Regions from separate parts of the Homo sapiens genome. Here regions 2 and 3 are each linked to region 1. Evidence: chromatin contacts called from ENCODE Hi-C or POLR2A ChIA-PET data. All regions are on one chromosome and are shown on one strand. Each heading gives the region's core, a stretch centred on a gene start or an enhancer-like site at or near the end of the contact. The rest is flanking DNA. Distances are from core to core; before and after follow the strand shown.

What was found. A loop is a pair of places that touch in the nucleus more often than their neighbours do. ChIA-PET counts read pairs that join two places held with the same protein, here RNA polymerase II (POLR2A). Pooled maps may share reads with other maps.
Region 2: a map of CD8-positive, alpha-beta T cell shows a loop between it and region 1 (7-fold over the local background). The contact joins the promoter of SOCS2-AS1 here to the promoter of NDUFA12 in region 1. A Hi-C loop is called at or near these places in 4 of 168 maps with a recorded cell type or tissue (CD4-positive, alpha-beta T cell, CD8-positive, alpha-beta T cell and naive thymus-derived CD4-positive, alpha-beta T cell) and 7 of 50 pooled maps.
Region 3: a loop to region 1 is called in a pooled map, with 4 times the contacts of the local background. The contact joins the enhancer-like site here to the promoter of NDUFA12 in region 1. A Hi-C loop is called at or near these places in 1 of 168 maps with a recorded cell type or tissue (HepG2) and 4 of 50 pooled maps. POLR2A ChIA-PET finds 5 or more read pairs at or near these places in 1 of 52 experiments (CD8-positive, alpha-beta memory T cell).

The regions. Positions count from the first base shown.
Region 1 is chr12:95,001,989-95,005,302 of GRCh38, reverse strand. NDUFA12 (NADH:ubiquinone oxidoreductase subunit A12) reads left to right here and starts at 1,606. Exons shown (of 4, transcript NM_018838.5): 1 at 1,606-1,708; 2 at 2,482-2,564. The coding sequence starts at 1,623. RefSeq lists enhancers at 1,484-1,883, 1,348-1,975.
Region 2 is chr12:93,570,067-93,573,428 of GRCh38, reverse strand. It overlaps SOCS2-AS1 (SOCS2 antisense RNA 1), which reads left to right and starts at 2,031. Exons shown (of 4, transcript NR_038263.1): 1 at 2,031-2,164. It overlaps SOCS2 (suppressor of cytokine signaling 2), which reads right to left and starts at 754. Exons shown (of 2, transcript NM_001270471.2): 1 at 393-754. The coding sequence starts at 531. RefSeq lists an enhancer at 1-90 and silencers at 1,308-1,617, 1,628-1,677, 2,038-2,317, 2,688-2,877, 2,938-2,987.
Region 3 is chr12:96,444,041-96,447,249 of GRCh38, reverse strand. No RefSeq gene overlaps it. Among named protein-coding and RNA genes, the nearest start is that of CFAP54, 44 kb to the left of the region's middle. Within about 2 kb of position 1,354, at least 13 of the 41 ENCODE cell types and tissues checked have a DNase peak (open chromatin) inside an H3K27ac peak, as active enhancers do.

The DNA of each region.
Region 1 (3,314 bases), core at 357-2,856:
AAATGGTGATGCTGCCATGGAAAACAGTATGGGGATTCCTATAAAAATAAAAAATAAAATTTCCATATGATCTAGCAATCCACTTCTGGGTATATATCCAAAAGAACTGAAAACAGGATCTTAGAGATATCTGCACACCCGTGTTCACTGCAGCATTATTCACAATAGCCAAGAGGCGGAATCAGCAGAAATGTTTATGGACAGGTAACTGGGTGGCATATACATACAGTGGAATATTATTCAACATTTATAAAAAGAAGAAAATCCTGTCATATACTACACTATGGATGAGCCTTGTGGATATCATGCTAAGTGAAATAAGCCAGGTCCTAAAAGACAAACACCTCATGATTCTACTTATATGAAGTATCTAAAGTAGTTAAACTCTTAGAAACAGAAGTAGAATGGTGGTTGGCAGGGGATGGAGAAAGAGGAAAAAGTTGTTCCATGGATATAAAGTTTCTGTTTTGCAAGAAGAATAAGTTCTAGAGATCTGTTGCGCAACAATGTGCATGTGGTTAACACTACTGTACACTTAAAAATGGTTAAAATGGTAAATTTTATATTTTGTGTTTTTAACCACCACTACCAAAAAAAAAAAAAAAAAGCTAGGGAACTAAATTGTTATTTTGAAAACACACATAAGGGAAAGAATCGGCTGGGTGTGGTGGCTTACACCTGTAATCCCAGCATTTTGAGAGGCTGAGGCAGGAGGATCACTTGAGGCCAGAGTTCAAAACCAACCTGGGCAACATAACAAGATGCCCATCTCTAAAAAAAAAAAAATTAGCCAGGGGTGGTGGCACTTACTTAAATGGGAGGACTGCTTGAGCACAGGAGTTTGAGGCTGCAGTGAGCTATGATCACACCACTGTATTTCAGCCTGGGTGACAGAGAGCCTGTCTCTAAAATTAAAAAACAAAAAAAAAGTAAGAGAATCAAGCACCCATACTGCCTTTCCTACATTAATTGTATCTCAGGAGCCAAATAGTTGAAGGGAGGTTTCTCTTTGTAGAAGAATTGTGGTTAACAAATGAAGTAATATTGAAATTTTTTAGGCTCAAGCGATGCTCCCATCTAAGCCTCAGCCTACCGAGTAGCTGGGACTACGGGCACGCGCCACCACATCCAGCTAATTTTTAATTTTTTTTTTTTTTTTGTAGAGACAGAATTCTCGCTGTGTTGGCGAGGCTGGTCTCGAACTCCTGGGCTCAAACGATCCTCCCTACCCGGCCTCCCAAAGTGCTGGGATTACAACAGTGAGCCACCGCGCCCACCAGAGCCAATTATTTTTAGATGAGGAAACTGAAATTCCCAAAGGGGGAATCCCCGTGTGAGAAAGCCTCGTGTAGGTGAGCTTTCCAGCATATGCCCGCCTTCTAGATTTAACCTCTGAAAACTAAATTTTAAGGTACCTTTGCTTCCAGGGGAAACCAATTCTGCCTACTTGGGAAGCCAGAACATGACCGCGTAGGCAAGACCTAGCTCTGCGCACGCGCAGAGCCACCACGTCTGGCGTTCGCGTGAGAACCTTCTGGGCGTGGGCTTCCTGCGGCTGAGTGGCAGCTTCCATCCGGTGGGTTTTGCTCGGCGCACCCGGGAGGCGGGGCCAGCGAGGCAAGATGGAGTTAGTGCAGGTCCTGAAACGCGGGCTGCAGCAGATCACCGGCCACGGCGGTCTCCGAGGCTATCTACGGGTTTTTTTCAGGTAGGCGGCCAGAGCCATGCTCTTGGCCTCTGGGGCTGGACTTTCGCTGGCTGATTTCTTGGAAGGGGTCCCAGGCTCGGGTCACCTTGGAGAATCCACAGCTCTTGTCAAGGACAACCGCCCCAATCTCTGCCTTGCCACCCCCAGGCTGGTCTCTGTCCCATATATCCCCGATACAAGACCGAAGCTATCTGTAGAGTCAGAGCTGTGACTCGGAGGCAAGGGCATCTGGGCTCCCCTCTTTTCCCACGCCCTGGAGAGTAATGAGGATTACAAGACATTAACTCAGTGACCCTGGTAAAGTTTTTTTCCCTGCACTGCCGTACAGTTCCTTGTCTGTAAGGCGTTGAAGGTAATAATGATGGTCCCTTCTCTTCCTGACATTCACTGATCCCACGAGCAGCATAGTTTCGCAGAAACCTAAATGGAGACCCAGAGTGGAATGAAAGAGCCTGGAGACCTTCGTATCATTGTAAGAAGATGAAATACTTTGGCTTTTTGATTTCCTAAAGGTTTTGCTAATTCCAGTGCCTCCTGGCTGAGGGATAGTAGATACAAGTAGTCCTGTAATCTGAAGAGACTACATTTATATTTTTAGTGTAATTTGAGCACATCAGTTGTCAATTCATCTTTTCCCATCCCCAGCACTTCTTCATTTTGCTAGTTGATGCAGCAGCCCTTGTGTCTGAAAGTTGTTACTCTCACTTTATTTCCGTTTATGTTTTGAACTAAGAATCATTCTAAAATGTCTGTTTTCTTTTGGGTATTCACAGGACAAATGATGCGAAGGTTGGTACATTAGTGGGGGAAGACAAATATGGAAACAAATACTATGAAGACAACAAGCAATTTTTTGGTGAGTGCAGTATTTTTTAGTATGAATAATTGGATTGGGATTGGGATTTGATTTGAGTCTATTTTCCATATTATGCAATGAGCTTTTACAAAACACCTGGAAAAGGATGAAAAACTCAATAGAAAATGAAAAAAGATAATTTACAGAAAAAAGAAAAGTAAACAGCCAATGAAGGTATGGAAAAATGCTCATTCTCACTTGTAACAACAGAAATGCAACTTTAAAAACAGTGTTATATATTTTTCACCTATCAAATTTTGAAGTGTTTTTGTTCTTTTTTTTTTTTTTTTTTTTTTTTTTTGAGATGGAGTCTCTGTCGGCCAGGCTGGAGTGCAGTAGCGCGATCTCGGCTCACTGCAACCTCCACCTCCTGGGTTCCAGCGATTCTCCTGCCTCAGCCTGCCTGAGTAGTTGGGACCACAGGCGGGCGCCACCATGGCCGGCTAATTTTTGTATTTTTTAGTAGAGATGGGGTTTCACCATATTGGCCAGGCTGGTCTTGAACTCCTGACCTCGTGATCCACCCGCCTTGGCCCCCCAAAGTGCTGGGATTACAGGCGTGAGCCACTGCGTCCAGCCTTGAGTATTTTTCAAGCTGATAAATCCCAATGTGGGCAAAACCATATAAATATGTAGGTTAATGCAGTCTTTTTGGAGGGATAATTTGGTAACATTTGTAAAAATTTACATTGCACATATCCTTTGTCTCAGCACTTCCACTTTTAACAATTAATTCGGCTGGGCGCGGTG
Region 2 (3,362 bases), core at 782-3,281, 1.4 Mb after region 1:
ATGCTGCTGGGCCTGCGGGGCCCGCGGCACCGACTTGCTGATTGCACCCCGTGCAAAGGGAGGCGCCCGACGCTTTCCCCGGCCGGGGTTCGAGCCCGGGAGCCTAACCCTGAGCAGCTGCGGAAAACAGTAAATCTTCCAGCGTGCTAAGAAGCTATTTCCAAGAAGCTCTTCCCGCGCTCTGCGCTCCGCCAGGCCTGAGTCCCTGGAGAACCACTTTCCTTACGCATTCCCAAGGACCCAGGACCCTGCGAGCGTGCTCTCCGCGGTCCCTTGGAAGCAAGGGACGTATTTCCATCTTATTCTTTGCTTCCCACCTCGACCCCGCTTCCTAGCTGCTTCCTTGGGGAGGCGCTCCCTCCCGCACGCGTCGCGGCCGATCGGCTCCCTACCTGTCTGACCGAGCTCCCGCAGGGCCTTCGCCAGACGCGCCGCCTGCGGGGATGGCTCCTCCGCCGACCCCGCGGTCCCCCACTGGCTCCGCGTCCCTTCCCCGCCATTCCCGGAGGGCTCAAGGCACCGCAGGGTCATGAGAGAAGGGTCACCGCGGCAAAGACAGGTGGCCGCCCGAGCTGGGGTCAGAGAAGGGTTCGCGTCCTTCCTTGAAGTCAGTGCGAATCCCAAAACGAGTCCCTGCGGGGTGTCCGAAATGGTGGCAGAGAGAGAAGGGATGGGGCTCTTTCTCCCCAGATCCTGGAGGACGGATGACAAAGTCCCTCGCAGCCGCGGTCACCCACTGATCGCCTACAAAGAGAAAGCGGGAGGTTGGGTCAGTCCAAACTGGACCCCTGCGGCTGGGGTGGGGGTGGGGAAATAGACGTGGAAAATCCCAGGGACTCCTCCGCCTCTACGTTCCTGCACCATTTAACCCCAAGCTTCCAGTTAGCGCCCTGGCCCAGCTCTAGAGAAAAGATAAAGAGAGCAGAGATCCAAGATAAAGTTGGCTGAAGAGGTGGGGGGCGGAGGTCAGGAGGAGGGTGAACAGGGTGTCTTCCCGCCCAGGGTCACTAGCTGAAATCAAAGACTGGCGACCTAGGAAGAGCAAATAGTCACCTGCAGATCCAGTGGGAATAGGCCCTTGTCAAGGACAAGTAGAAAAAATTAAAAAGGAAAGAACAGGAGAGATTCCCCAAATTGGCATTCCGGTCTCACACCTGGCGCAGCCCGAGGGCCCCCAGGAAGAAGCACCCACACAAACTTGGTTCTCCGCCCTAAAGCGCTGCGGGGCCCCGAGGCACCAACCCGGGGTGCGGAGGTGCGGGAGCTGCCGCATCTCCGCCCGGGAGGCTCCTCGCTCCCCTCCCCCCGCTTCCTGGTGCCCGCTCTGGCGGGGTTGGGGGTGCCGCGGCGGTCGCTCCCGGACCAGGATGGCTGCGGTGGTTCTCGCCGCCGCGGGCGCTGTCGAGGAATCGGCCCGAGCGCGCAGCCCTCGCGGGGCTCCGAGGCGAGGCCGGGGCCGAGCGGGCGGTCGCGAGCGCTGCGGAAAATGCAAACCACCAACGCCGCGCTCTTACCTCGACCTCGGCCGCGGCCGCCGCCGCCGCCTCCGCACCAGGCAGCCTCCTCAGCGGACATGGGGCGGGGGGGTGGGGGGAAAAGGGGAGGTGGGAGGGGCCCGGGAGAGGAGGGGCGTCTGCCCTTGTTTCCCCCGTTAACGTTTAATTTGGGAACGAGATGCCCGGGGATGCAACCAGCCCCGCGCTCGGAGGCGGCGGTCGGAGTTCCGTGCGCAGAGGGCACACAAAAGCCTCGAGGATCATTGCCTCGACCCCATCCCCCACCGCGCGGCGACGCCCCCTACGGGCTGGGACACCTCCACTCTCGGACTGCTGCCGGGTTTCCCTCCGGCTGCGACCCTGGAGGTGGGAAGGAGAGAGGGAGGGAGGGAGGAAGGAGCGAGGGCGGGAGGCAGGCCGGTGGGGAGGAGCGGGAGATCAGGTTATTAGGAGGATTATTAATTTGAATGGCAGTTTAGGGGAAATAAAAAAAAGAAACTCCAGACACTTCCAGACGCCGAGAAGGGGCTGGAGAAAGCAGGCAGCAACGCTAGGCCGCGGGGCAGAGCCGCGGTTCGGACTCTCTCTTCCCCGGCGCTCCGAGCTGCGGAAGCCCAGGCCGTCCGCCGCTCCCCGGCGCACGCGGCCGCGCCTCGCCGCCCTCCCCGGTAACTCTCCTCGGGGCGGAGCCTTCGGGCTTCCCCCACTACCGGTACCTGCCGCGGGCGCCCGAGCTGCGGGCACGGGGTATCCTGAGGCTGTGCACCCGGGACCCCGGCGCGCACTGTCCGCGGGCCACGCGGTGAGGGTGGCTGCGGGCGAGAGGGCTCATGCTTCAGGGGAAGCCCAAGGCCCGCCAGCCGCGGCGGCTGCGACGAGACTTGGCAAGAGTTAAACGTCGGTCCCAGGAGCAGCGAGTGCGCGCGACTTCCCAGACCGACGCGCCTCCCTTGCTCCCCGCCTCCCTCCCCAGTCAGCGCTCCGCTCGCGCCCCGCCCGGCTGCTGCGGAGGCGGCTTTCCAGGAACTTTCCAGGAATCGGCCTCACGTGACCGCGGGCCCCGCTACTGCTTTAAAGAGGCTCGGTCGCAATACACAGGCTTCAGGGAAGACCGGGTGAGAGCGCTCGGGTGCAGGGCGGGCGGTGTGCACGCCGGGGTCGGCCTGCCTCTGGCCCCACACCCCGGGGTGCTCGGGCGCAAGCTAGAGATCTCCCCGGCCACCGGCTACAGCCAACCCCGTTTCGGCGGCCGGAGCCTGCCCCCTACCCGGGCCAGCTGAGCGCCCGGGTTCAGGGAAGGATAGCGATCCTTGGCCCTTGGCCTGCCACGGGGGTGGGTTCCTCTAAACATCCCGGCGGCGCCCCCTCGATGCGACCCTCCTGGCCGCACTTTTGCGGGGGGTGGGCGTGCAGGAGCGACTGTGGGTCCTCGGAAACCAGACTCTCCGGCTCTAAGACACATCGATGGCGTGGGGACGCCGTGCTCGTCCCGGTGCCCACGGCCGGGGACCGGAGGCGGTCCCCTTGATCAGGTCCTGGAAGGCAGCGAGCGGGAGAGCAGCGCCTCCTTAAGCGGCGCCGGCCGTCCTTAGTCCCCTCCCCCTGGCGCTCCGGCTCCTTGTCACCCGCACCCACCCGGCTCCTCCCTTCCTCCTCCCCTCTGCTCCAACGTCTCCGGTAGACCCGGCGGCCCGCCCGGGTCACCTGCGCCGGCTGCTAAGGGGGCGCCCTTACCTGCGCGCCCGGAAGGGGCTTGGTGACTGGCCTCGGTTCCCTCAGTCCGGAGAGTGTCTCTGCCATTCCCTGCAGGGCTGACGCCCCAGGGCTGGGATTCGGAAGGATCTCGGCACCTCTACCCTACCTGGG
Region 3 (3,209 bases), core at 105-2,604, 1.4 Mb before region 1:
CCCATACCTGTAATCCTAGCACTTTGGGAGGCCGAGGTGGGAGGATCATTTGAGGCCAGGCATTCAAGATTAGCCTGGTCAACATGGTGAAACCCCTTCTCTACTAAAAATACAAAAATTAGCCGGGCATAGTGGTACGTGCCTCTAATCCCAGCTACTCAGGAGGCTGAGGCAGGAGAATTGCTTGAACCCGGGAGGCAGCGGTTGCAGTGAGCTGAGATCACGCCACTGCACTCCAGCCTGGGCAACACAGTGAGACACTGTCTCAAAAAAAAATACATAAAAATAAAAATCACACAAATGTATGAAAGGAAGATTGATGGAATATTATTTTAATAACAGCTATGAAGTACAGAAGATACAGAAATTTACTAGGGAAAATTAAAAGTAAGTAAATTAGAAGAAACAGGAAGTAGAAGGTGATAAAGAAGAATCATCCATCTGCTAAATTAGTAACTCTCATTCAATGTGGATTTCAATACAGTATTGTTACTCCACATTACTAAGTTCACTGAGAAGATATTTTAAGTGGCAACTTCCACTGTTAAGTTTAATTACTTTTACAAAGTAAGCCAGTCAGATTCCTCAGATGCCAGACTCTTAGTTATATTTTTCAGCAGGCCATAGCATCTCTAATACCCAGCAAAATCCAGGTTACCACAGACATAACTACTTCTTCGAAGTAGTCCAACCCTGTCTCTTTCACTAAACTAACTTGATTCCCTTGTTAATTTTGTATAAATGTTCTCCATGGAAACAGCTCCTTGTTAGTCATACTGAGAAAGGAGCAAAATAACCTGGCTGCTTGGGTATACCAATTACTATTATCAGTAGGTTTTTTGGTTTGTTTTTGTTTTTTACTCTCTTGAATTAATGAATTTGCTAGACGTCAAAGGAGACTTCAATGCTTATCAAACACAATCTTCTGTATAGATGGTTTTCCCATGAATGAACCCAAGATTTCCTATAAGAATTACACAATATGTGTTGTTCACTTTGCCAAGTCTTTATCTTGCCTATGATGTAAAGCTGAGCTCTGAGAGGGAAATACTGAGAGAAGGGTCAGCCGGAGGCCCTGAACCAACTTCATAGTTGCAAGGGGAAACTGACTAATCTTAGAAATTTGTTTTTCCTTCCTTGTCCTAGGCTTAATCCAACTGGAGGAAATTGACTGGCATTTCATTATTTTCCTTTACAATAAGCTTGGAGCAAGCTGCAGAGGAAACTAGTCAGGTCAGAGCAGAAAGGAAACTGCCTAGTACCTTCGTCAGTTTCCTGTTGCATCTGACTGATAGCAGAACGAAGAGGATGTGATGTTATGGTGCTGGGGTTTGATTCTGAGATGCTGCTGATAAAGGCTCCACCTTCCATTCAGTGGCTAGTGATTCATGGTTTTCTACTGACCTAATCTAGCTTCAGACTTCAGAGCTTTCCCTTTAAGAATCCCTTAGCTAACTAGAATTTCAACTGCTTATGCTGCGTAAGATATAGAGAGCCTAGAATGAAAATCTATTATTTATAAACAGCTCCCTGGTAATCTATCAAGCTCCAGAAATACACAAGATCTGTCTCCAGGGAAATTAGTTCCTTCAGGCTTTGGTCTGCTCACCACAGACATTTCCATGGGAAAAATGTCTTCTGATTTAGTCAAGTGGTAGGTAGGAGTGTTTTAAAGACATTTTGTTAGAATCTGTATCCCAAATATTCCTTTTTTCTTTCTTTCCTTTTAGAGACAGGGTATGGCTCTGTCGCCCAGGCTGGAGTACAGTGGTACAATCTCCACTCGCTGCAGCTTCAATTTCCTGAGCTCAGGCAGTCCACCCAACTCAGCGTCCCGAGTAGCTGGGACTAAAGGTGTGCACCACCACACCCGGCTATTTTTTTTTTTTTTTTTGTATTTTTTTTGTAGAGACAGGGTTTCACCATGTTGCCCAGGCTGGTCTGAAACTCCTGGACTCAAGCGATCTGCCCACCTTGGACTCCCAAAGTGCTGAGATTACAGGCGTAAGCCACCATGCCATGTCCAGCCCCAAATATTCTTAATAGGGCATATGACCATTCTATTTAAAAATTTTAATGACTTCTCCTTGATTTAGTATAAAATTCTAGTTTCTTTACAAATAATTTGAAAGCCTTATACTATCTATTGCCTACCTACCTTTCTAGACTTATTTCAAACTATCCCACTATTTTTTTTTGAGACAGAGTTTTGCTCTTATCACCCAGGCTGGAGTACAGTGGCACTATCTCAGCTCACTGCAACCTTCACCTCCTGGATTCAAGCAATTCTCCTGCCTCAGCCTCCCAAGTAGCTGGAATTAACAGGCATGCCCCACCACACCTAGCTAATTTTTGTATTTTTAGTAGAGATGGGTTTTCCCCATGTTGGCCAGGCTGGTCTCGAACTCCTGAGCTCAGGTGATCCGCCTGCCTCGGCCTCCCAAAGTGCTGGGATTGCAGGTGTGAGCCACTGCACCCGGCGAAGTTTTTTTTAAAAGAGTCCATACATAGTGTTCCAAGTTTTTGGAGCTTGGGCTTAGGCCGGGCTATCATCCTAAATGTCCTCACCATTTCTGTTTTTGTTTGTAATTCAAGTCCAGTTTCAGTTGCTTCTTCATTAGGTCTTCCACAACTACTTCGGGTACAAAGAAATTGCACAATCACTGTAGTATTTATTATCTCTATTTCTCATTTGGCCGTTAACCACTTCACAGAGGGAGCGCATCTTGATTTTTTTTTTTTTTTTTTTTTTTTTTGAGATGGAATTTCTCTCTTGTTGCCCAGGCTGGAGTGTTTGTCGATCTCGGCTCGCTGCAACCTCCGCCTCCCAGGTTCAAGTGATTCTCCTGCCTCAGCCTCCCGAATAGCTGGGATTATAGCCGCCTGCCACCATGCCCGGCTAATTTTTATATTTTTAGTGCCGACGGGGTTTCACCATGTTGGCCAGGCTGGTCTCGAACTCCTGACCTCAGGTGATCCACCCACCTCAGCCTCCCAAAGTGCTGGGATTACAGGCGTAAGCCACTGCGCCCGGCCTCTTGTGCTGTTTTATTATGCGGTAGTGATTCTTAAATCTTGCATTCCTGTTTAAGTTTGTATTATTTTGTAATAATTTCAGGAGGAAGATTATATGTCTTACTTCTTTCTATGCCTTCACACCATATAAAGACCATATAGTGTCTTCAATCATATTTTAGATTAATTTATTG